Linked DNA regions of Homo sapiens: regions 2 and 3 are each linked to region 1. Evidence: chromatin loops called from intact Hi-C (ENCODE). Cell type or tissue: Caco-2. All regions are shown on one strand. Region 1 overlaps KEL (Kell metallo-endopeptidase (Kell blood group)). Region 2 overlaps TRPV6 (transient receptor potential cation channel subfamily V member 6). Region 3 has its middle 17 kb from the start of TRPV6.

Region 1 (8,000 bases):
CCAGGGCTGCATTGCACCCTTATGTAAGCCTGCTCACTGCCATGTGAATGGGCAGCTACCTCCCTCAAAAAGGATTTCCAGATGCTGCTGCCACCATGAAGAAGGCCCTTAGGTCCAAGCCCCTGGAAGAAAGCCACTGCTTTCAGGTGGTAGCCACCCAGGTATCAGGGGAGGCAGAGAGCCCAACAAAGAGCCACTCTTTCATGTCCCCAACCCCAACACCCCCTTGATTTCCTGACACCAGCAGAAATGCTCTTAGACATTGTTTCCCATAAGAGCTCCAGCATCTTCACACCACACCTGAGGAATGGCCCCTCCTCTTCCTTTCTTCCCCTAAGCATCCCCAGCCTTCACCATGTTCATCTCCTCATCTCATGTGCCTCCTCCTCCTGCCCACAGTCCTCAGCTGCTAAAAAGACATACATACACTTAACTGTCTTCTGTGTCTGGGTCTTCCAGCATCTTCTACAGCTCAGAGGCTCTTGACTGGCTGGTGTTCTACTCTCAGGAAACCCCGTGTCTTGGCTGACCCTGCGTTCCTCATGTCGTGTGTATCCTCCCTTACTCGTGCTCCCAAGACACATCCTTCTTGATCCCTCCATCCTCTCTGTGCCACCCACCCCACGCTTCTCTGCCCGCACAGGTGGCAGGTTCCTCTTATCCTCCTGGGAGGCCCTTACCAGCCTGCCTTCCCCAAGGTTTCCTTTGCCCCCAAGATCTACGGTGCTCAGGCTCTCCTCCATTTCCATGATCTCCCCAATCCCACCTGCGGCGAACCTCTGCTTTAGCAGCATCTCCTCCACCAGTTGTGACATGTTTTTCAAATATTCCACGTCATGGACCACGAGGGACTGAGAAGGGCTCAGGGACATCGGTGTGAATGTCGCTTGCAAGCAGGACAACCAGTCGATGGCGGGGGCCATTTCCTTAGAGGAGGGACACAAAGCTGAGGGGGAAAAGGAAAAGAGAAGGAAGGGGAAAGGGCTTCCCCTTGGGTGTGAGAAAAAGAAGAGAACAGGCTAACTGGGGGAGGGGATGGAGTCAGAGACAGAATGAAAAGGTATTAAGGGCACTAGGAGGAAGAAGGAAAGGAGGTAATGTTTGAGAGGAAGATCCCCATGCCCACAGTCTTCTGGCCCCCAGTTCCAGGCACCTTGAGCTGGTCGATAGTGACCATCTGGAAGAGCTTGCCCTGTGCCCGCCGCTGCTCCAGGGGCCTCAGAAACTGGAACAGCCGTGAAGTGATGGAGATTGACAAGGAAGAGTGTTCTTGCACCTTGCTTGGGTCTCCTCCCAGCAAGGTTCCCAGCTGATTCAGGTAAGTCAGGTATTCCCGAAAGATCTGGAGGAAGGAAATGTCAGTCACAGGTGCCAGAGGTCCCTGCTTTTCTCCTGGCCTCAGAGGGCAGGGCCTTTGTCCATGTGCCATCTTACCTGGGCATAGATCTTCTGTTCTTGATCTTGCTTGAGGGGAACATCAAACTCTGGCTGGTCTATCTGGGCACAAGAGAGACTGGAGAGAAGCAGGGAGCATGGCGGATGGAGAGGGCAGGTGTGGGGAGGTGGGGAATATACCATGGGAGATGGCCTTGGGAGATGGACACAAAGATTGGACAGAAGAGAAGCAAGAGTACAAAGAAAGGGAGGGATTAAGGGTTGAGGGGCATGAGAAGAAGAGTCCAGATGTGAAAATGGGAAGAGATGGTGAGTATTACAACCAGTGTGGGTGTGCCCAGCAAGGCAGAAGCATGATAATCAGCATCTTAAAAGGAGCTATTCCTTGTCTCAGGAACAGGGCCAGGGTGAGTGAGGTGAGGAACCTGTCCCAGGTACAAAATCTAAGAGGTACCAAAAACTCAGTAATCAAACTGCAACCTAACTTAGGAGTATATTCTTGCAACAGGTAGCTCCATCTCAGCCAGCCATACCAGCTGATCTTCAGGCAACCACAGGCTGTCAAGTGATCAGACCATGCCCATTAAAGACAATTGCTAAGCTGTAACCAATCAAGCTGTTTCTGGGTGTCACTTCCTCTTTCTGTAAATACTGCCTGCCTGCATTGTTGGGTGGAGCTCTCTGAACCTCTACTGCTTCAGGATGCTGCCCAATTCATAAATCAGTCTTTGCTCAAATAAACTCTTTTTTAAAAAAACTCAGTAATCAAGATAAATAATTAACATTTTAAAAAATCAAAATTACTACCAAAAATGTATGATAAATAAAATCTCAAAACTTTGCTTATCATGGACTTTTTTTCCCCAAAAAAACATACTTTTAGTCAATTTTGAAAAGAATCATGATGTGTTCAAGAAAAGTCCTCAATGTATTTTTGATTCATTTTGAATAAAAAAATTAGTATTTTCAAAAAGATTCACACAGAATTTTGTCCCATTTTTTGGGAAAAAAAGCATAATCTTTTTTCAAAAAAATTCATAATGAAGAAAAGTTTGATATTTTGTTCCATCATGTATTGTTGCATTGATTTTGATTTTTTAGGAATATTTAATAAAATACTATTTATCATGATACTGAGTTTTGGGGACCTTCTTAAATTAGCACCCCAGGTAAGCACCATGTATATTTCACCTTAGTCTGGCCCTGATGAACCCTTGTTTCTATTCTGAAGATCTTTGCTTCTACTCTTTCCCTTTTCTTCTCCAATTTCAATATCCCACTCTTATCTTGAGCCATATACTTTTCCTTCTGTCTCGAAAAAAACTTTCACTTGACCCTTTTGCTACATTGTATGTCCACAGTTCAAAGAACAAAAAAGCATCTATGCCCATTGTTTCCACTTTCTTATCTTCCTCCTAAGCTCTGTGCAGTCTGTGTCCACTGCCATAACTGTTTGGAAAGTATCTCTAGGTATCCAAGGGTGTCTTCTCATTCCTTCTTCTCTGAGCTGACCCCTCCTTCCTGAAGCTCCTTTTCTTTCCTTTGTGGCCCACCATACTGGTCTAGCTCCCATCTCTCCAATAGTACTCTCTCTTCCCTGGCTCCCTTCTGCCCTCAGTCTTTGGACTTCTCTTTCTGTAGTCCATTCTTCCTACCTGCTTTTAACCCAAGAGACTATCCAGGCTCACACTGATGATAATCACCCTCCTCCCACTCACACTAAATCAAAACAATGGGATCACTGTGTAATCCCCCACTTTCTTTCTTTATATCCAATCAGTCACCAAATCCTCTAGAAACAGCATGAACTATCATCACTAGGGTGAAGTTGCCTAAATCCTTGTGCCTGGCTCTTCCTTTCCATTTCTACCTCTATCTCAGGGCCTCAAAAATGCTCATTTAGTTTCCTCAACACCCCCAGACTGACCTTCAAAACTGCTGACTCTACGCACAACCATCAAAATACTTGCTCTATGCACAATTGTCATAAGAGTTGGATGGCCTCAGTAGCTCTTTTTTTTTTTTCTATTATGTCAAATGTTTCACCTTCGCCTGGCTTCTTAGAAATAATCAGGCTCAACCTTATGTCTTCAGTCTCACTTTTACCTCCCACTGCACCCCACCTTGCCTCCCAAATCCTCAATTAAATAGATCAGCCTCCTCACTGACTCCACGAAGGAATCACACCATTCCAGGTCCTCCCCCTGGCTCAGCATTTCCAACGCCCCATAGCTTCACCTCCACTTGTGTGAATTAACCATGTTTCAAGGCTGGCTTAGCTCACCTTCTCTCATTCTCTCCTCTCTGAGCCTCTCCTTAACCAGATCTTAACCGGCCCCTAAAGGCCACATCAGTTAAACTCCTGAGCAGACTGTTTAAAACTAAATTTTAGAACACCTCATAATGATAATCAATTCTTCTTTTGTACTTATCCTTTGGTAATTTTGTGGCTCTTTTGACAGTAGGGCCCAAATATGCAGATAGCATTACATTGTTTAACCACAAGAGTGATAGCTCCAGTGTTTTTATTTAGTTACTCACTCACTACAAATACCTGGCAAAACTTCTAGCTGCCTGGCCCTGTGATAGGTCCTGAGAAACAAAGGTGAATAAAGCATGGTCCTGTTCTAAAGAGGCTCACAATCTTCAACACAGAGTGATAAATGCTGAGAGCATGAGGAAACGAAAGTAGGGAGAGCAGGGCTTCACCTAACTCATAACTAGGGTGTCGGTGAAGACTTCCTGGAAGAGATAATAAAGCCAACATTTGAAAAACATGTAAGTTTTCCAGGTTCAGTGTGGGGGATGGTTGCAGGCACAGGGAGCAGCATAGGCAAAGAACTGAGGAATATTCCTGGAAGCAGCAGTGAGTCAGCATGGCTTGGGGGTAAGGGAGAGAAGGAATGTACGGGAGATAAGGCTGGAGAAGTGTGTAGGGGTCAGATCACAAGGTGCTTGCAAAGCTTTACTAAAGATTAGGGACTAGATTCTGATGACCTGGCAAGCCACTGGGTCACTGACAAGCATTTAAATACAGACAGTAGCATAGTTAGTTAGCCCTTGGTTTAGAAAAGTTCCCTCTAGTAAAAATAAAGAGTAAATAAAATGAGGGCAATCCTAGAGATAGGAGGACTGGTTAAGGGGCTCTGAGACTAATCCAGATTAACAGTAAGAAAGACCAGGCCTACTTCTGTCTTCCCAGCACTGGCTCTGCTGCTCCATTTCCCACCCCCAGCTAATGTCCCTGACTTTCACATCAATAATTTTCCCTTAAGGTAGGGTTGTTTCCTATATCACACAGGTGTCCTCTCTTCCCAACCTGCAACCTTCCTCTAAGGGATGATTGGCTAGAGTTGGAGGCAGGCCAGGTCCAACTGTGTCTTCGCCAGTGCATCCCTCACCTGGATGACTGGTGTGTGTGGAGAGGCAGGATGAGGTCCTAGGTAGGCTCTGAAGAAAGGGAAATGGCCATACTGACTCATCAGAAGTCTCAGCGTTCGGTTAAAGTTTAAGGAAGTCCATTTACCAGAGATGCGCCAGCCTCCAAGCTTTAAAGGAGAGAGAGGGGGCTGAGCATAAGGATCCGTGGAGCCCATCCCCCATTGTCTGGATCGGCTCTTACACAGCTGCTACTGCCTGACCTCTGCCCTGCGCCCTTCGATTCCTCTAGGAAGCCACATCTATCCTTTTTTATCTGCCTTCTCCCAAGGTCCTGATACTTTCATAGGGCATAACCATTTCCATCTCCATCTCCCTCCTAGAAATTGGGGGGCCCTAGGAAGAAGACCCACCCTCTAGAAAAAAAAATGGCAGCCCTAAGCATGCATTGGTCCCATATGTTATGTATCCAGAAAAGTTAATATCCCAACTTTTCTCACCTCCTCAATAACTTGTCTGAGGGGACCAGTCCCTGCAGCTTCAATGGCAAGTGTATCCATGCAGGAGTTGTAGAACTGGAAGGCTTTCTCCTCCCCAGAGCCTGGGTGCCAGGAATTCTGGACCTCTAGAAAGGAAGCATGGGAGTGAGGACTAAACTCTGATTTTTTTTATCTTGCCCCAAATTCCTATCAAAGGGGTCTGGGGAGTCATGCCCTATATCATAAGTTCTCATCAGATGGGTTTTATTTAACCCATGTAACATGATTTACTTTCTAACCTGATTCTGGCATAACATTACGAGACAAAGAAGAAAACAAAAATATTTTACCCCAAAACATGTTTCTTTGCCACATTTTGAAATGGCCCTGCAAAGCTGTTCTTTGTGGAGGAAAATTTGCATCTGTAAAGCATCTCTATTAGCTATTAACATATCTCATTAACATAGCTAGATCTTTTGATTAACTAAGATCTGAATAGGAAACATTTGTCACCTATTGTCTCTAAGGGCAGCCACTATAAGACTTCAAAAGAACTTCGGTCTCCGCAATCTTTATCTTACCCTGAACATTCCCTTTCTATCTATCCCAGATCTTTAGACAAACTCAAGCAACTGTCAATCCGGAAATGTTTAAATTCACCTGTACCCTGGAAGCCACCCCCACCCCTTTGAGTTGTTCCACCTTTCTGGACCAAACCAATGTATTTCTTAAATGTATTTGATTGATGTCTCATGACTCTCTAAAATGTATAAAACCAAGCTGTGCCCCAGCCACCTTGGGCACATGTTCTCAGGATCTCCTGAGGACTGTATCATGGGCCATGGTCACTCATATTTGGCTCAAAATAAATCTTTTCAAATATTTTACAGAGTTTGACTCTTTTTGTCGGCAGGAGAATTAAAGGAGTGGCAACTGGTATAGAGGCAAAGAGGGAGGGTGGGAGACAGGGAGCTTACAGGAAAGAAAGACTCCCACAGAATATGGAAGGAGGGGGAGGAATAGAGATGAGGAAAATAAGAAAGATGAGAGGACTGCCCAATTTGGAATGGATCAACTTGATGAAATGATGAAAGCAGGGAAAGAGAATGAGGAGAAGAAGACAATATGGAAAATAAAAGAAATGTGGGGAAGAAACCAAGAAGGAAAAGACAGGGAAGAAAGGAGAAAGGTAGCAATAAGTGGGATATGGGCAAAGGAGAAAAGAGAGAAATGAAAGACAAAAGAAATGATTGAAGAAATTAGACAAATTCAGGGAACTAGAGAACTTTAAGGATTTGGAGAGAAGAAAACTCATAAGGAAAGGTTTAGCAAAGAGAAGAAACAGGGGAAGACTCTTCTAGTCCAGACTCCTCATCCATTGATCCCAGGAAACAAACACACTACAATAATCAAATGCAAGTCTCTCTGAATCATCCACCCTCTAATATCTAACACTCTTTTCACCCTCAGTCCCCCTGATATCTATTCATCCCATTGTAGGCAATATAATTTATCCTGAGCATATTTTTTCTTTTTATCTCTGTGCCTTCCCTGAAAGTATCCATTTACCCAAAGAGAGGCCCCCTCCCACTCTTTCCCCATCAAAAAAAGAGGGCAGAGGGGTGCATTTACTTTTCCCAGATTCTAATTGATAGTGTCAACACATTCTTTAGGTTCCCTTGCACTGGAAATGCATGTCTATCTTATATGTTCTTATTCCCAAATCCTCACCACCATCCACCAACTTCCTGGGACGCACTTCCAACCTCCTACTCAGTTTCAGCTCATCCTTCTGGTTTTCCTCTCAGTCCTGGCAGTTTTCCTCTCCAGCCTCCATCTGCAGGAACTTTACTTCCACTGCCAATTAACTCAGCTCTCCTCTTCTTCCAGCATATCCTTTGTACTTACCCACTTTTTCTCTTATGCACAGTGATGAAGCCCTCTCTCACTTCTCACCCCACCATCCTACCCCTTTCATTCCACCATCATCCATCATCTCCAATCATCCATCTCTAACATCCCACTTGTTCCAGGTCAACTTGCTTGCCATGGTTCAAGGTTTCAATGGAGAAGCAAGAAGCAAGAGATCATTGTGAGAGAGGGGAGCTCCGGCATGGTGAGAGGGAGAGGGTAATGTTGACAAGGAGTCATTGGGAGACTGAGGTTTTGGAGGTTAGAGAATGAGAGTGATGGACAAAAGAATTGAAATGCAGGAGATGCTGAAGAGATGCTTGTGGAGGAAAACACCATGCATAGGATAGAAACTGAACATTTGGAGGAAGCAACAAAGATGGAGCTTGCTAAAAGGGACAAGTTGGAGAGAATGGAGTAATTATGGATACATGGAGAAGCAAAGAAGATGGAAATTAGATAAAGAAAAAAATGCAGAAAGGGACCAAGAGAAACGGAAGAAGGGTACCCAAGGCAAGGCAACAGGAAACAGTGAGAGATGAGCAAACCCAGGCAGCTCCCGCCATCCTGCCTCTTTTACTCCCCCATCATCTCCAATCATCCACCCGTATAATCCCACCTGGGATGGTGCAAATCAGTTGTTCCACAACTACACAGGGTTTGGAGCAGTCATGGTCATTTTAGGCACAGAGTCACCCACTTGCACAGAGCATCTTCCACCCTGCTTTCCTCACCCAGTATTCTCCGAAGTCGGTTTTTGTTCTTTGTGGCAAGCTCCTGAAAAGAATTATTGGTCTCTTTGGCCCTTCCACAGGCAAAGCTGAAGAAGTCGGTGCA
Region 2 (8,000 bases), 77 kb before region 1:
GGATCTAGACTCTGTAACCCCCAATGCCTCAGGGGAAAAGGAGTGGGCAAGAAAGGGAACAGGTAACCACAGTGGGAGGGGTTGAAAAATTTCTGAGTTGAGAATGGGATCTAAGCATCAGGGATCGCGTTCACCTCTGTTTCTCCCAGGGCCAGCGGGATAGGTTGAGGGTCATTAGAAAGACACCTCAGGGATGGGGACCGTCTCTCACCACAGTGTTACCCTCCACTCCAGCCAGCTTGAAAGGGGTGAGACCCTGGTGATTGGGCACGAGGTCCAGGGGCTGCAGGTGGTCCCCATGTCTGTCGTAGGACAGCAACAGGTTGTACATCTGGCAGGCAAAGGTTTTGTTGGGCTGGAGGATGAGGATGTGTAACACTGTGTTTCCTGGGGAGGACACAGGGTATCATGTGGCCACTGGCCTAAAGTCCCTGATGTCCCCATCCCCACCCTGAGGTCTTCCTGAAGGTCCCAGCCCCTCTCCTCACCCTGTCCCTCACTCCCTGCAGCATCCCAGCTCCCCTCCCCATCTCAGCTCTTACCCAGGGAGTCCTGGGCCCGGATGTCAGCTCCATGCTCAATGAGCAGCCGCACGATCTCCTCACTGTTCACACAGGCAGCAAAGGACAAAGGGTGCTCCCCTGTGGACACAGAGAGATCTATGGTAGGAGAGTGCAGGATGGCAGGATGGGGTGGACAGTCTCCCCCAAGTGACAGCCTTATCTTCCCCCACATCTCAGCTCAGGGCTTGAGGACACTTTTCCTGCAGAACCAGAGGAAGGGTCGTGGGGTAAATTGGCCTCTAGTCTAATTAAGCCCTAGAAGGATTGCTCCTCCCAGCTGCCCAACAGATACGGCTGAAGACAGGATCCTCCTCTGCCTGGCCCTGCCCTGCCTTGCCCACCTTTCCAACTGCCCGTCCTCCAAGCCCAGCCCTGCTCTCACCAAAGTAGATGAGGTTGCAGGGACTACGGCGGAAGGCAGTGCCTGTGGCTCTGGCAGAGACACTGGCCCTGCGGGCAAGCAGGGCTCGCACCAGGTTCATGTTCTGGTTCACAACAGCGATGTGCAGTGCAGTCTGACCTGGCCCAGAGACAGCTGTCAGTCACGGGTCTGTCCCCAGGATCCTGCAGGGGGTCCCTCCCATATGCACCCCAGTCTCTTTCCCTCAGGGGTAGCCTGGGATGGAGAACAGGGAGCTCTCGGGTGTTCAGGATTCCCAGGGGATCCAGCTGCTGCCCATCTCTTCCTCTTCTCTAGGCCCCTGGCATTTCAGGGGGCAGGCGTTCTAGTGATGGGCAGTCAGGACTGACACGGAAGGGAGACAGAGAAGAGAAAAAAAGAGTAGGAGGCTCAGATCCCCTGTGTCTTTCCCAAATTATCCATCACAGAGACTGACTTGAAATACCCAACCAGTCACTCCTGCTCTTCACCCCAGACCCGTGGGCCCTCACCCTCATAGAGCTCAGATGTCATGGGCTCAAAGACCAGCTCCGGGGCAGCCTCCATCAGCACCATGGCGGCCTCCAGGTTGTCATAGAGGGCTGCTATGTGTAGCGCTGTTTCCCCCATGGCTCCTGGCATTTACAGAGAGGTGGGTTATATGGCTTCTGTGGGACAGCGGATTGGAGACGATAGATTCAGAGGCCAACAGCACGAGGTCCTGGGCACTCCTGGGAGGCCCCATGTGTGGGGCTCACCTAGGAGATCATGCTGCATTTGTGCTTCTTACCTCTCTGGTGCACCTTGCAATCCTCATACTTGAGCAACTTGTTCAGGGCCTGGACATCATTATCTTTGGCAGCTAGAAGGAGAGGAGACTCCCAGATCCTATGAAGGGATGGAATAGGAAAGCTGGAAACAGTGAGCATACCTAGTTGTGGAGGGAGAGGCCCTGGCTTGACTCCATTATTATACACAGATGTGTGTGCCTCAGCAGCAGGAACCTCAGGGTCTTCAATCAAGGCAGGTGGGGCCATTGATGTCTTTTCTCTTTACAGTCAGTAAATACAATCAACTTTTTGCCCATTTAGCATGCGTTTTGAGATTGTCCGTGACTGGTTTCCTTCCCCCCTACCGGGTCCTGGGACCAGAATGTATCATGTGTGAATGTATTATCAGTGCATTTCAGGTACGGAGGGGAGGAGTTCTATGTAGACATGTGCTTACCTGCTAACCAGTTTACCCCTGGAGTGGTCCTGTTTGACCCTCACCAGGTGCCCTGAGATTGCCCTCCAGGATAAGCCTTGTTTTGCATGGACCGAGGGGTGCAAGGAATTCCTGTCTCATATTTGTGGAGGGAGTCATATGCACAGGCTAGCAGGATTTCTCCTGTTGCACCATCCTCTGCCTACTCAACCTTCTCAGCAGAACCCTTTGATCCTGGCGCTTCCCTCCCAACAATAGCATCTTCAGGGCTTAACACAAAAGAACAGTGGACCATAAGAACAAGCCTGGCTCCAGGCCTTCCTTCCTCATAGGTGTTCATTCATTCATTCATTCATTCATTCATTCATTATCTCTGTCTCTTCCTTTCTGCCTCTCGTCTTTCTTCTCACATCATCTCAACAGCCTTCCTTCTTAAAGTGGACCCCTGGATCAGCAGCAGCACATGAGCCCTTATAAGAAATGGAAATGCTCTGGCGGACCCTTCCACCTAGTGAATCCAAATCTGCAGTTTAAGAAGATTTCCAGCTGATTCCTGGGCATATGAAAGTTGGAGAAGCATTGCTTAAGTGGTCCTTGCATGCAAAAACCGGTGGCGATAAATCAGAGACAAGCTCAGGGGTCTCAGTTTCCAAACAGCTCACATTAAAGTTTGCGAAACAGTGTTCTCCATCATTTTCAGACCAGCTGTCTAGAGGGCTTTAGATACTACTTTGTTTCGGCTATTGGCCCCTAAGACACAAACTATGGCCAACAATGACAGATGCAGAGAAAAAAGAGAATCCAATCTAGAGGATTCATTCATCGAATTTCATGTGCATCTGAATGTTCCCATTCTGTCTTCGGACCCTTCCTGGATTTACCCAATTTGGGATTCATGGATCCGTTTATTTTGCTGAGTCAGATTAGTCTCTCCTTATTATCCACTTCTCGCTTGTTTTAGGCAAAATTATCTTCTCTGAATCCCCAGATCATCTCTTTATTCTTATACCTACTGTGTGCTAAAAATCTCTTTTAAAATTAGAACTTACCCCAACTAAGACACATGGGTCCCTTTGATTCAATTTTCTCTTGGCCTGGAGCCATTTGGTCTTTCTATGGGAGTAAATGAAATAACTCTATTTATCCATAGTTTGACAATTATGTGACATACAAAAAGACATAGACAGGAGCTCACATTCTAAAGCGCTGGCAGTGGCAAGAAATTGACTCCAGAGCTGGAGGTGGGAGGGCAATCAGAGAGGAGACATCAGCTCACTCATCTCCTCTGCCTTGCCCCCATGCACAGCAGCTGCCACCAGGTCCTGTCAGTTCAGCATGGAAAGCTCTCTCTTCATTCAGTCCCTACCTCCTTGCTCCTGCTAACCCTCATTAATTCAAGTCTTCATTCTCTAGCCCAGATTAGCAAAATGCTAAGGATAAGGAACACAGAAGCTCTTTAAGGTCTTTGTGCAACTACTTTTCCACCCTCTGCACGTCCCACCCACTCCTTAGACCTGGCATTTTGGTCTCATCCTGTCTCAGCACTGCAGAGCACACCATTCTCCCTATGTCTGTGCCCATGAAGCTCTTTCCTTCTAGAATCCAACTCCCCCAGCCCGCCAATTGTTCATTGTGTCTTCTGCACTGCCTATGCCTAGAAATACACCTAGGATGGTGTAGATGCTCACTGACACCATCTGTAGAGTGAATGAATCAGCAGCAATGCCAAAAGGTGGTTTGAATTAACTGTTATTATTATTTTCATCAGCTGCCCGCTAAGCCAACTTTCAGCAAGCATATAAGTGAAAAATAGTACACTTGGTATGCAAACACAGCTTCAAAACAAGTTTTCCACATTCCCTCCATCACCACCACCACATCAACCATTTGCACAAAGCCCTCCTCTCTAGATACCCTAGACTGAGGGGAAAACAATCGCTAGCACCACATACACACACACAGACACTCAGAAGTTCTTCACTCTCTCCTGTGGCCTTACTTTTATTTCAGCATCTTTCACTGGGTGCTGTAATTGCTATGTATCTGTGTCCCTTCCTCTATGCTAAGGGTACTCGAGGGAAGAGACCAGCCACTAACTCTTCCCTGCCCTCCTCCAATATGCTTCCACGTTTGTGTCCCATTTTGACCAAATGTGTGAAAGATTGATGGCAAATCTAGAAATGGGTCCGAGAGAGCACCTTTTCCAAGTCCAGAGTTCTACTCGCTGTATCCTAGATGTTAGTGGTGGTATAGTCAGTGGCAGGCTCAAAGATTCCCCTTTGGTCCCTACACGTCTCTGAAGCTGAAAGTGTCCCCCATAAACCTCCATTCCCTATGAATTCTGACACTCTAGTGGCCTGGGGAAAACAAAAAGCTACTGTCAGACCCAGAGTTGCTAGAGTTACCAAATAAAAATACAGGATGCTCAGTTAGATTTGAATGTCAGATGCACAATTTTTTTTTAGTATAAGTATGTCACGTGCAATATTGGGGATACACTTATACTAGCAGCCTATTCGTTATCTCAAATTTAAATTGAACTGAGTGTCCTGCATTTTATCTGGCAACCTAGCCAGACCACACCCTGCGTGAAGAGCCAGCTTATGACCCAACCCAGCAAGGTTTGTAGAGAACTAGCCTCCTCCGACTGTGAACTCCAGACTCCAGCAAAAAGGGGGGCCCAGCCTGTGGACGGGTTTTGAAGGTATCCGGCCCAGCCATTACTTGCAATAACCTCATATGCCCACAAGGGGACAGCACAGAAAGCCCTAGCTCACCTGCTTGGGAGTAAGGCTGACCCCAAAACACCTGACTCTCCTTGGGTCCCTGAAGGAGGTGCACAGAGCTGACCTACTCAAAGATTCCTGTGCTTGGGGGACAAATAGATTTTTCAATAGCAACTTATCACAGGAGTTTAGATCACAACACGGGGGTCAAAGGCAGGGACACGGCTAAGCACCCTGCACATGACAGCCCTCACTGCAAAGAATTATCCTGTCCAAAATGTCAATAGTCCAAGGTGGAGAACCCCTGATTCAGAGGTACAATGATTCATAATCCGTTTTAGAATGAGGATTCTTCACTCGAAAAGGAATCAGAAATATCCTATACATAAAAATGTTTTCTTATGGATCACTAAATACTCAACTAAGGGAGAAACAAAAAAAAGTCAGATGAAGCCTTTTAAGCTCCCACTGATGAAGTAGTCAAAAGAGATTATAGAGCAAATCTGAAACTGTAACAATATGAAAGGTATTTTCAGGTTCTAGAATGTTTTCTTTTACTAGGCAATTAATTATAATAAAATTGAACGGTCTAGTTCAACATTAGCCTGGTGAAAACCCAACTAAGGGGTTCCTGGCACAAAATCTAGCACATTATTTCTTGAGCAAACAGATCAATGACCTCCTTCTCAGGGCTGCCTCTGGGCCACCAGGGAAGGATTCCTGACTTCCTCTCTCCGTCTCCTCCGCCCCACACCCTCATCTGCTCCTCCATCCTTGTAGATGTGTGCACTGTGTGCATGGGTCCAATTTGGTTTTTAGGTGCTGAGAAACAAGGCAGGATCACAAGACTCTTGAGAAAAGTTCAAATAAGATTTTTAGAGCTAGAAAGCCCCTCAGAAACTGAGTCAAATCTGCTCATGAAACAGATGGAGGAAGCAAGTCAGAGACAGAGCCACGACGCATGCCCCACTGGTCATTTCTTGGTCACGATTCTCAGTTTTAATCAGGGCTGGAAGAGGAGTTAGAGAAGACAGGCATGGGTCCCACTGGTCTCTCCACAAATACCTTTCCCACCAGTGAGTGTACCCTCTGGGCAGGGCTGGGGCTGGTACATAACAGGGTTGCTCGGAGTGCGTGGCTTCTTGCATTCCTGGGTGGATACAGTGCTGTGCAGGGGAAGTTCATGGCCCCTCTCATTCCCGCAGCATCTCACTCATTATCACTTTTGCTCTTTACAACCTTCTAACACCAGCTGAATAGTTCTCCCATGCTTCAGAAAAGGAAACTGAAGCGGCATAACCAAATCATTGCCAGAAGATCACACGGAGTTAAAGGCAGGATGCTTGGCCAAGAATCCAGCCCCAGGCTCTGACCACTAAATTATGTGGTTCTTCTAGTTTTATGGCTCCTCCTGATTTTTCTTGGAGGTTGGGGGGCAAGCCTGAGCAGTGACCACAGATGAAGGAAAGAGCGGTAATGTGTGGGGCGGAGGCATACATTGGGCACTTGTGGGCCACCTCCCTCCAGCTCATGTTCCTGGCAATGGGGATGAGAAAGCCAAAGTGGTTGTTTAGAGATTTGGAATCGGCTGCCATCCTAAGTGCCACAGCTCCTTTTGTGCACATGTCTATTTGCGCATTTACAAGTAGGCATGTGTGTAAGTATTTACCAAGGCAAGCGTGCACAATATACCAGAGAAACCCAGGGATGACTTTTCAGACACTCAATTCACACATTTCATACAGGTATTTAACCCTAAAAAAAGCTCCAACAAGCATCACCTTCCCTCCAAATTGCTCCTTAGATGACAAAGTGCCAGCACATGGGCTGGAGTGGGGTTCAGGTTAAGCAGCCTCTATGAAGCTGCCCAGGACACCCCACAGCAGCCGAAATCAGATCTCACACTTCCCCCTCTATGCTTCCAGAACACTCATTTACACCCTTCTAGTGATGTCTACTAAGCCCATCTTTAGCCCCGTATGTGCCTTCAGTAAACTTTGGTCATAGGAATGAGAACTCCCTGAGAGCAGGAACAGTGTCATATTCATTTTCTGCAGAAAGGTGGAGTGCCTTATGTTCAATAAATGTGTAATGCATTAAATATCAGGAAGTGAGAAAACCCAAGCCCAAGGGGGAGATGACCTGGAGGACACGGGAGAAAGTTGAGAGCTCGACTTGGATCCCAGCAATGTAGATTTAAGCAGAGCGGGCTGCGTGCTAAGCACCAAGAAACGTCCACTGTAAAAAGAGGAGTTTGGGTTCCCGATCATCCTGGAGAGACTCAAAGCCTTCCTTTCTCACTAGACCATCCTGTACCGCATGGAATCCCACGCAATCCCACCCCACAGTTCTCCCTGTGAGTCCCCTTTGGAACAAATTCAACTTCACCATTTACTTGCTCTAGGGTTCTGGGCCTGCCCCATTCATAGGGGGATAACAGGACCCACCTTCCATTATTGTTACCGGGATGACGGAGATAAGGCAGGTGGTAGTACCTAGTACAGCACTGGGTTCTCAATCATTGTGTGCTCCTTTCTTCCATTAGCTCACCCCTCACTTGTCCATATTGTTCCTATTTACTTAGTCATCCCATGTTTATCTCAATGCCCCCATGCCTTCTCTTTGGTTGACGGCACAGATTAGGAAACTCCCCTTGCAGGCAATTTCAGCATCCTTCTGGGAAGTGCCCACCCAAAGAAGAGTCATTGCTCTGGACACCTGATATCCAGCAAGAAGAAGGCCAAGAAAGTGCGGAGGCCAGTAAGGAGATCAGGGCAGGGAGGGGGGATCCCTCCCAAGGGTGACATCAAGCCTTTCTAGCCAAAGTCTGCAGAGGCAGCCCCCATATGATCTGAGGAAAAGTGAGGGCAGACAGGACATGCGGAAGCAGCCTATTCTCAGCCACTCAGCGCAGGGCCTCCCCTCTGCTCTCCCCTGATATCGCACACAGGGAATCTCCACCACCCCTTCCAATCCCCCAGGCCTTTTTGCACTCTGTGCCTGGATCCCCTGGCCCTGGGGTCCTAAGAGTGGGAAGAGGATGAGTGAAGCCAGTGAGGACGACCTACTCTCTAACAACAATGCCATTCTGTTGCCCCAAGATGTCATCAGCCAAACATGTGCTCC
Region 3 (8,000 bases), 55 kb before region 1:
GCACAGGTAAGTGTGGAGGCACACACTCAGGCTTGCCATGCTGCAGCTGGCTTGCACAAGCCCCTACCCCCTCAGGCTCAATTGATCCTAATTGCCGCCTCCTCAAACCCAGGGATAACAAAGAGGTGCAAGCAAAATGAAGAAGGTGTGTCCAGTCCTTCCCCAGGTGGCTCCAACCTGGCTGCCATCCCAGGGCAGAGAGAGGGGGGCCACACTTCACCAACTTCTCCCTGTCTGCATGACATCACTCAGCATTACCTGGTTAAAGTATTTCTCACCATGCCCATTTCTCATCTTTTCCTCATTAACCTTTAAGAAACAAGTGAGCTTGACTCAAGGAGGTAAATGATCCTTGACCTCATGTCAAGGCATTCTCTCAGTTTTTCCTGGAGTGATCTCAGGTGTGCCAAGCAGCCTTCTGGATGCCATTGTTGGCCCCTCTCTCTCTCTCCAATGTCTCTTCTCTGCCCTGCCATGCAATGCCATCCTGCTCTAAGGACCTGCTAAGACAGCCCTACCTTGGCTTACTCTCTCCCTCCTCCTTTTTTTCCCCTCCCTCAGCTCTGCCCAGACCTTATCTTGCATTTCTTCAGATGCAACACAGGGGGAGGAATGCTGACCTCTGGCCCCCATTCCTGAGGCTTCCGGCACAGCCATTCCTCAGGTGCAACTCAGCTGTTCTTACCAGAACCCAGCACCTTGTCAATAACATACTTTGCAAACGTCTGAGGGAGGGAGGCATTTTAAAAGTCCAGTGATGCCTCTGAGAACAACATTTTCTTTTTCTTTTCTTTTCTTTTTTTTTTTTTTTTTGAGATGGGGTTTCGCTCTTGTTGTGCAGGCTGGAGTGAAATGGCACGATCTCGGCTCACTGCAACCTCCACTTCCAGGGTTCAAGCAATTCTTCTGCCTCAGCCTCCCGAGTAGCTGGGATTGCAGGCATGTGCCACCATGTCTGGTTAGTTTTTGTATTTTTAGTAGAGATGGGGTTTCTCCATGTTGGTCAGGCTGGGCTTGAACTCCCGACCTCAGGTGATCTGCCCACCTTGGCCTCCCAAAGTGCTGGGATTATAGGCATAAGCCACTGCACCCGGCTGAGAACAACATTTTCTCATTGCTTTCCAGCCTCTGGCCTATGAGACATACAGAAGCATGAATATTTTTTTGCATTCTATATTCTGAAATAATCAGGGATGGGGGAGACAGAGGGGGAAGAATAGTAACCATTTGTGGGTACCTGAAGAATTCCTGAGGCAGAACGAGCAGTGGATATTTCTTCTACTCCCTGTCCCTGTCTCTGAAGTCCTGTATAGAAGCCTTGCAGCTGCCAGGCAGGAAGAGACATTTGCCATCTCGTTTAGCACACGGGTCACTTCCCACATCTGCCCTGCAGTGAGCTGATGTCTGTGTGTATGTGTTCTCTTCCCTTCTCACTTGGGCTCCTGAGGGCAGATGTGGAATCTCACAGATTATCTTAATGCCTCTTACAGAGGGTACCACATACCAGACAGTAAGTGCTGTCCCAGAGCTTTGCTGAAGGACTTCTTGCCCCCTTTTCCTCCTCCTCCTCTTATTCTTCATCTTTTTTCCCCTTCTTCCTTCTTCTCTTCTCTGTCAGTCCCCCTCCTGCCCCTTCTCCTCCACCACCTTTTTCCTCTTCCTCCTCCTTCTTCTCACTCTCTCTCTCTGTGTCTCATATATACACACACAGACACACACACAAATACATATTCACACACACGTATATTTAGGCTAAAAACATGTTCTAGCAATCACATTTGCATTGGTTTTTATTCTTTCCAAAGTGTTTCCACTCATATTATGTGGTCATCTTTAATTACTACAACCTCACTCAAAAGGCAGCTATTTTTTTTACCACCTTTGACAGGTAGAAAAAAAGTGGAAATATGTGTGGCCAGTAAGAAAAGTCAGAATAAAAATAGGTCAATCATTCATAGATTCAGTTAATAAATATTCATTTCACAATACATTGTACTAGGAATTATGCCAGGTACTGGGAATACAAGGGTGAATAAGATGGACATCATCTTTACGTTTGTGGAGCTCATAGTCATTTAAACAAACAAGTGCAATAAAGTCCAGTGTGTGTAATAAAAAGAAAATATAGGTGGTCTAGCAACATAAAGCAGGTAGTCTCTAACCTAGTCTAGGAGTGAGTCAGGGAGCCCCCTCTCTTACCACACATGTGCACATTCACCCACCCTAAATGTATAATCTTTAAGCTGAGACCAATAGGATGAATAAAAGTTACAGCGATGGGCCGGGCGAGGTGGCTCACACCTGTAATCCCAGCACTTTGGGAGGCTGAGGCGGGTGGATCACGAGGTCAGGAGATCGAGACCATCCTGGCTAACACGGTGAAACCCCATCTCTACGAAAAATACAAAAAATTAGCCGGGCGTGGTGGCGGGCGCCTGTAGTCCCAGCTGCTGGGGAGGCTGAGGCAGGAGAATGGCATGAACCCAGGAGGTGGAGATTGCAGTGAGCAGAGATCATGCCACTGCACTCCAGCCCGGGCGACAGAGCAAGACTCCTTCTCAAAAAAAAAAAAAAAAAAAAAGGCACAGCAATGAAAGAGGAAATGGAGGCAGAGGGGTAGAAAGGTCCAGAAATTATGAAAGCCAGGGGGAAGGAGAATATAGCACTACCCAGGAATAAAAATAATACATCATGGTAAAATCATGTGCAGAATGAGACACTTTAAAATATCCTAAGTGACAAAAGCAACAACTCCTTTTCTAATCTACTAAGCTATTATATGTATTTTAAGATAAACATATACATACATATACTTGGAAATGTCTAGAGTATTTTTGGAAGGATAAATAATAAACTTTCATTAGTGAATGTCCCTGAGAATAACAAGCAAGAGGCTGAGACAGAGATAAGAGAGCTTACTTTCCTAGATATCTTGTGTGCTGTTTGGGTTTTGTACCTTGTGATGTGTTATCTAATCAAAATTAGTTATTTTTCAAAGGAGAAATTTAGGGACTAGACTATCCACAAGACGTGAGATCAACTGGATATGAGAGTTGAGATAGAGGTGTGGAGGATGGGACGCCTAGGATCCTGGCTTAGGCAACTTTGTTGTGCTACCACATACTTGGTTGGAAACACTGGTGGAGGAGCAGGTTTGGTGAGGAAGAAAAGCTGTTCAGTTTGGGACATGTTGAGTTTGAGGTGTTTGTAAAACATCCAGGTAGAGCGGTCCAATCAATAGGCGTCCAAGCCGTTCATGCCTGGAGCTCCGGAGACAGATCTAAGGTGACGATAAGGAGCTAGGGATTCTGAGCTTGTGCATGGTAATCTATTGAATTAGGCAGGACTACCCAGGTGGTAAGGAAAACAGCCTGTGGACTGAAAATCTTTAAGGGGTCAGTGGAGGAGAAGCAGCCAGGACAGCTGCGATATGTGGCACAAGACGTGTTGAGAAGTGGCGCACAATTAACCGTAATCTGAATGCTACCGAGTGTTCAAGCAAAACTAAGACTGTTCAGTGGATTTAACTACAGGTATCAGTATCACGGAGAAGGCAGGGTCAAATCACAATGGGTTGAGGTGTCAGTGGGAGGCCAGTAGACAATGGGATTTACTCTTAAGAAGTTTGGCCCTGAACAGGGAGTAGCTGAAAGAAGAGGTGGGGTTGAGGGAGGGAGTTTGCAGTTTCTTCGAAAATGCAAAAGAATAGAGCATGCTTATTTGCTGACAGAGCTACCAGAGAAGGAGAAGTTGAAGATACACACGTGAGAGGGGTCAGAGGAGACAGTGATGGACACAGGGTGTGAAAAGACAGAGTGAGGAATGGATCTAGAACACAGATGGGAGTTTAGCTTTGCACAGGAGTGGAAGTTGTAAACTGAGAAAAAGATGTCTGAGACAAGTCTCGATCAATTTACAGGTTTATTTTGCAAGGTTGAGGACACAGGAAAAAGAGACACAGGCCACAGTAAGATCTGAGGCCTGCACTTTTTCCAAAGTGGGTTTTGAAGGCTTCAATATTTAAAGGGGTTAAGTGGCCAGGAGGGGAAGGAGAAAAGTTAAAGAAAAGTGGCGGAGAGTAGACAAGTGGTTACATTCTTTTGAGGCTTTGATTAGTGCTCACTGAATCCACATGTTGCATGTGAGAAGCAGGGGACAGAGGAACAGTCATTTATGTATTTGTGTCATGCTCAGTAAATCTGCACTTTACATAAGACAAAGTAAATTAGAGGAAGAAGTCAAATATGCCTTCATCCCAGGGTAGGAGGAGGGACGATTTCTATTCTTCTCTTCTCCTGTACCCGTGAAGATAAACTGTTAATTTATAATGTCAGGGTGAAGGAGGCCATCTGGGGAGCTAATGTGGCCTTCTGTCTTGAGGCTATCTGTTTAGGAACAAAAAGACAGGCAGTTTCCAAACTTTTTGGAAGAAAGGCAACTTCCAAAAGTTTGACTCAGTTTCCAAACTTAACTTTTCCCTTTCACATAGTGAGTTTGAGGTCCCAAGATGTTATTTTCCTTTCACATCCTCCCACCCTGTTCTTCCAAATCTTTCAGGGAAAGCATTGTAGAAGAAAGTGAGTGTCTGATCTCAGGTTTGGTCTGATCCCTTGTCACTAGGACAGTTTATTTCTAGAGGGTTAGGTCCCTCATTTTAGAAAGGATCATTCTTAGCAGGTTGTGAAGTTTCATGTTCCACAGAGAAAAATAGGGGAAAGAAGAGAGAAAGAAAACCAGTAGAAAAGGAGGAAAGATCATGACAACAAAAGGGGAAAGTAATCCTGGAAAACTGATTTAGGCTATATTGCTCTGAAGTCCATGAATGAGTAGGCAGGCACAAAAGTGGTTTATATATATAAATAATTTGCTGTTACTTTTCCCAAAGTTTAAGTTTCAAGTTTCACTTGGCAGAACTTTAAGAAAAGCACAGTTTTAATTTTAATTTAATTTTAAATTAAAATTTCTAGTTTTAATTTCTAGATTCCAAATGAGAAAAAAAAGGGAAAAAATGAAAGAAAAAGGAAAAAAAAAATGAACAGTAGTTTGGAGACTTGTAGCCAGGAAAGGACTTAGGATTCAGTCCAAATGCATTTTAACAAAGAATGAAACTGAGAAACAATTGATAAGGTGGGGTCTAAGAAGAGGTGTTTTATATGTTTTTTTAAAAAAAAAAAAAAACATAATTTTTATCTCAGTCCTCCATTTTTATCAAAGACAAATCATAGTAGGACTAATTTATTTGTAGAAAAGCTTTAGTTGTATTATACTTCACCTGATTCTTTGTATAAAGTGCAGCAAGAATAATTATTTTCTATTTAGGCTTTTTTAAAATTGACTTTGCTGGAAACTTTTTTATTTAAGGAATCTTAGTTTAGACTTTTTAAAGGCCCCAAGCCCAGTCAAGAATTTATTTGTGCCTGCAGATATCTGTATGAACTGGGCGAATGCCTCTCTTCTTAATCCCAAGATAACTTGGGGTTCCCGGGCCTGCCAGAAAGTAACGTTCTTTACTTATCACAGGTTGGGAACCCTGTAAAAGAATTGTGTAGGCAAGGTACAAGGCCAGTTTTTTTAAGGATCTTTTATTGGCTCTATAAGTCAATGGCAATTCCTTAAAACAGTTTGTTGTTTTGTTTATAGCTTAAAATATTTCATTCTAGTCAAAGCTTTAGTAAAATAATAGTCTCCAATTGTGTCCTGTTACAAAAGAAAGCAGATTCTTATTGAGCTCATACAAATAACTATATTGTTATAAATTAAGAATACTCAAAAATAGTTTTCAAATTCTGGAGAAATCAGGTAGAGAGAAAGAAATATGCTTTAAATTTTGCTCACAAGAGCATATTTTACTCAATTGTTAAAAGCTGTAAACAACCCAAAAAATGAAAAGAATCACCAATGTTTCAGACAAAAAGATCACACAAAAAATTATTTTAGTCTTCTATTAGCTCAGTTCATGCAATTAACCTCTGTTCTATTTGATATTGGGTCAACAATCCTCATGAATACATCAGATCTCCAGGAGTGTCCTGGAAGATTTTTTTCCTCTATTTTAATGGCACAATCTCCAAAGCTGTCAGAAACCTGCATTTAAAAGTATCCATCTGATACAGTTTGGCTTTGTGTCCCCACCCAAATCTCATCTTGAATTGTAATCCCATAATCCCCACATGTGGTGGGAGGGACCCAGTGAAAGGTAATTGAATCATGGGGGGCAGTTCCCCCCATGTTGTTCTCATGCTAGTGAGTTCTAATGAGAACTCACTCATTCAGTGAGTTGCCCACTGTACTCTAGCATGGGCAACAGATGGTTTTATATGGGGCTACCCACTTTGCTTGGCACTTATTCTCTCTCCTGGCACCCTGTGAAGAGGTGATTCTCCAGTGATTCTAAGTTTCCTGAGGCTTCCCCAGTCATGCAGAACTGTGAATCAATTAAACTTTTCTTTATAATTTACCCAGTCTCAAGTATCTCTTCATAGCAGCATGGGAATGAACTAATACACCATCAGAGTCCTATAACTGATTATAAGCAACTTTTTGAAAAGGAACAAAGTAAAATAATAATTGTGAATGACAAAAGATATCCACAGTCAAAGATATAATTGACAAGGAAATCTGGTTATTTCTGTGGCACACAATAATTTACCATAATTATAATTATTACTGATCACATATACCAAGACATATTAAAATTATAAGAATATTATACAATTTTGGAACACATAACAATAGCACATTTATATAAATATATTTCAAAGAAAGTTACACACCATTTTATACTTGGCAATGCCTCCTGTATGATTTTAACATATCAAATAAGCCAAATATGCCTCTGTTGGACATTTAAAAGTCAGTTTGAGGTTAAAAGACTGCATTTAGAATTTAATCTTGGAAAGTTAGTCCAACATTAAAAGTTTAAAGCACTTGATATCGCAAAATGAGATTACAGGTCATTATAATCATTTAGCTAAAGTGATAACTCACCAATTTTAAAAAAAAGCAGAAATCTTTACTCCTTGATAAAGAAGACCTCAGTTTTCTAAAAAATAGGACCTAATAGAGACAGTGTGAAGCCAACTGAATCTGTCTCTCCTCTCCTTCTTCTTTAATTTTTTTGGCAGTTTATTCAAAGGGCAAATGAAAATCTTTTACTATCTCTTAATATTATACAAAAATCTTATTTAAAAGAGAAAACCAAATTTTATTTTTGTATTACTGTATTGTTAATTCTAAAGCTTTAATAGAATCTTATAAGCAAATCTACCAAATTTTAATTAGTTTGATTGTAAGGTAAGATTTCCATGAGGCTTTTATAAACTTTACAAATTTGTGTTAAAGAACACATCAATATTCCAAGAAAATCCTGCCTCACACAGGTGCTCAGATTCTGACCCTGCATCAATGTGCTATTTATATGAATGTTCAATTTGTATAATATCTAAATAATCCCCTTAAAATTTTAGCCAAACTTGATCACACACAAAATTCCTTTTACAAGATCAATCTTCCACAAACCTTCTACGACTTGCTTAAACCTTCAGTTTTGTCGTTTCTGTTAACTTGAAACAGTCCTTAAAATCCTCTAAACTAGAAAAAAACACTTTCTCTTAAAAAAGAACCACACTCCCATGACTTATTTTAACATTTGTTCTCCAAAAAAAAACACAGCCTACCTGTTTAATACACATTGTATGTACCTAGTAGTTTTAATTACATTCATTAATTTATAATGTTAACTCTTAGTAATTCTTATTTTAGTGAAAAACCTAGGCAGTAAGCAATTTTAATTACATACCAGGTGCACAAGCCAGGACAAAGGACAATACCTGGGGGCAGGCCAAGGGCTCAAATCAAAAGACATATAAGTTTATAGACAAGTTAAGCAAGTATTAAAAAGATTACAGGGCTAGTGCAGTGGCTCATGCTGTAATCCCAGCACTGTGGGAGGTCGAGGCAGGTGGATTGCTTGAGACCAGGAGTTCAAGACTAGCCATGGG

The links. Peaks named below come from ENCODE experiments on the same cell type or tissue, not always from the same donor. Only the 100,000 strongest peaks of a DNase experiment are listed, where the experiment ranks them.
Region 2: a loop joins it to region 1, with 4 times the contacts of the local background. A loop is called at or near these places in 9 of 110 quality-filtered maps.
Region 3: a loop joins it to region 1, with 5 times the contacts of the local background. A loop is called at or near these places in 3 of 110 quality-filtered maps.

Annotation. Positions count from the first base shown.
Region 1 is chr7:142,953,031-142,961,030 of GRCh38, forward strand. It overlaps KEL (Kell metallo-endopeptidase (Kell blood group)), which reads right to left. Exons shown (of 19, transcript NM_000420.3): 4 at 7,898-8,000; 5 at 5,274-5,398; 6 at 4,797-4,943; 7 at 1,435-1,497; 8 at 1,154-1,342; 9 at 778-926. Among named protein-coding and RNA genes, the nearest start is that of KEL, 5.3 kb to the right of the region's middle. RefSeq lists an enhancer at 4,748-5,463. In Caco-2, no CTCF peak of the experiment used is centred here; a DNase peak (open chromatin) is centred at 4,281.
Region 2 is chr7:142,876,197-142,884,196 of GRCh38, forward strand. It overlaps TRPV6 (transient receptor potential cation channel subfamily V member 6), which reads right to left. Exons shown (of 15, transcript NM_018646.6): 2 at 1,733-1,830; 3 at 1,455-1,577; 4 at 946-1,083; 5 at 543-641; 6 at 212-387. Among named protein-coding and RNA genes, the nearest start is that of TRPV6, 5.5 kb to the right of the region's middle. RefSeq lists a silencer at 4,728-5,022. In Caco-2, a CTCF peak has its summit at 4,903 (motif pointing right); a DNase peak (open chromatin) is centred at 4,885.
Region 3 is chr7:142,898,461-142,906,460 of GRCh38, forward strand. No RefSeq gene overlaps it. Among named protein-coding and RNA genes, the nearest start is that of TRPV6, 17 kb to the left of the region's middle. RefSeq lists a silencer at 3,447-3,647. In Caco-2, no CTCF peak of the experiment used is centred here; DNase peaks (open chromatin) are centred at 621 and 3,111.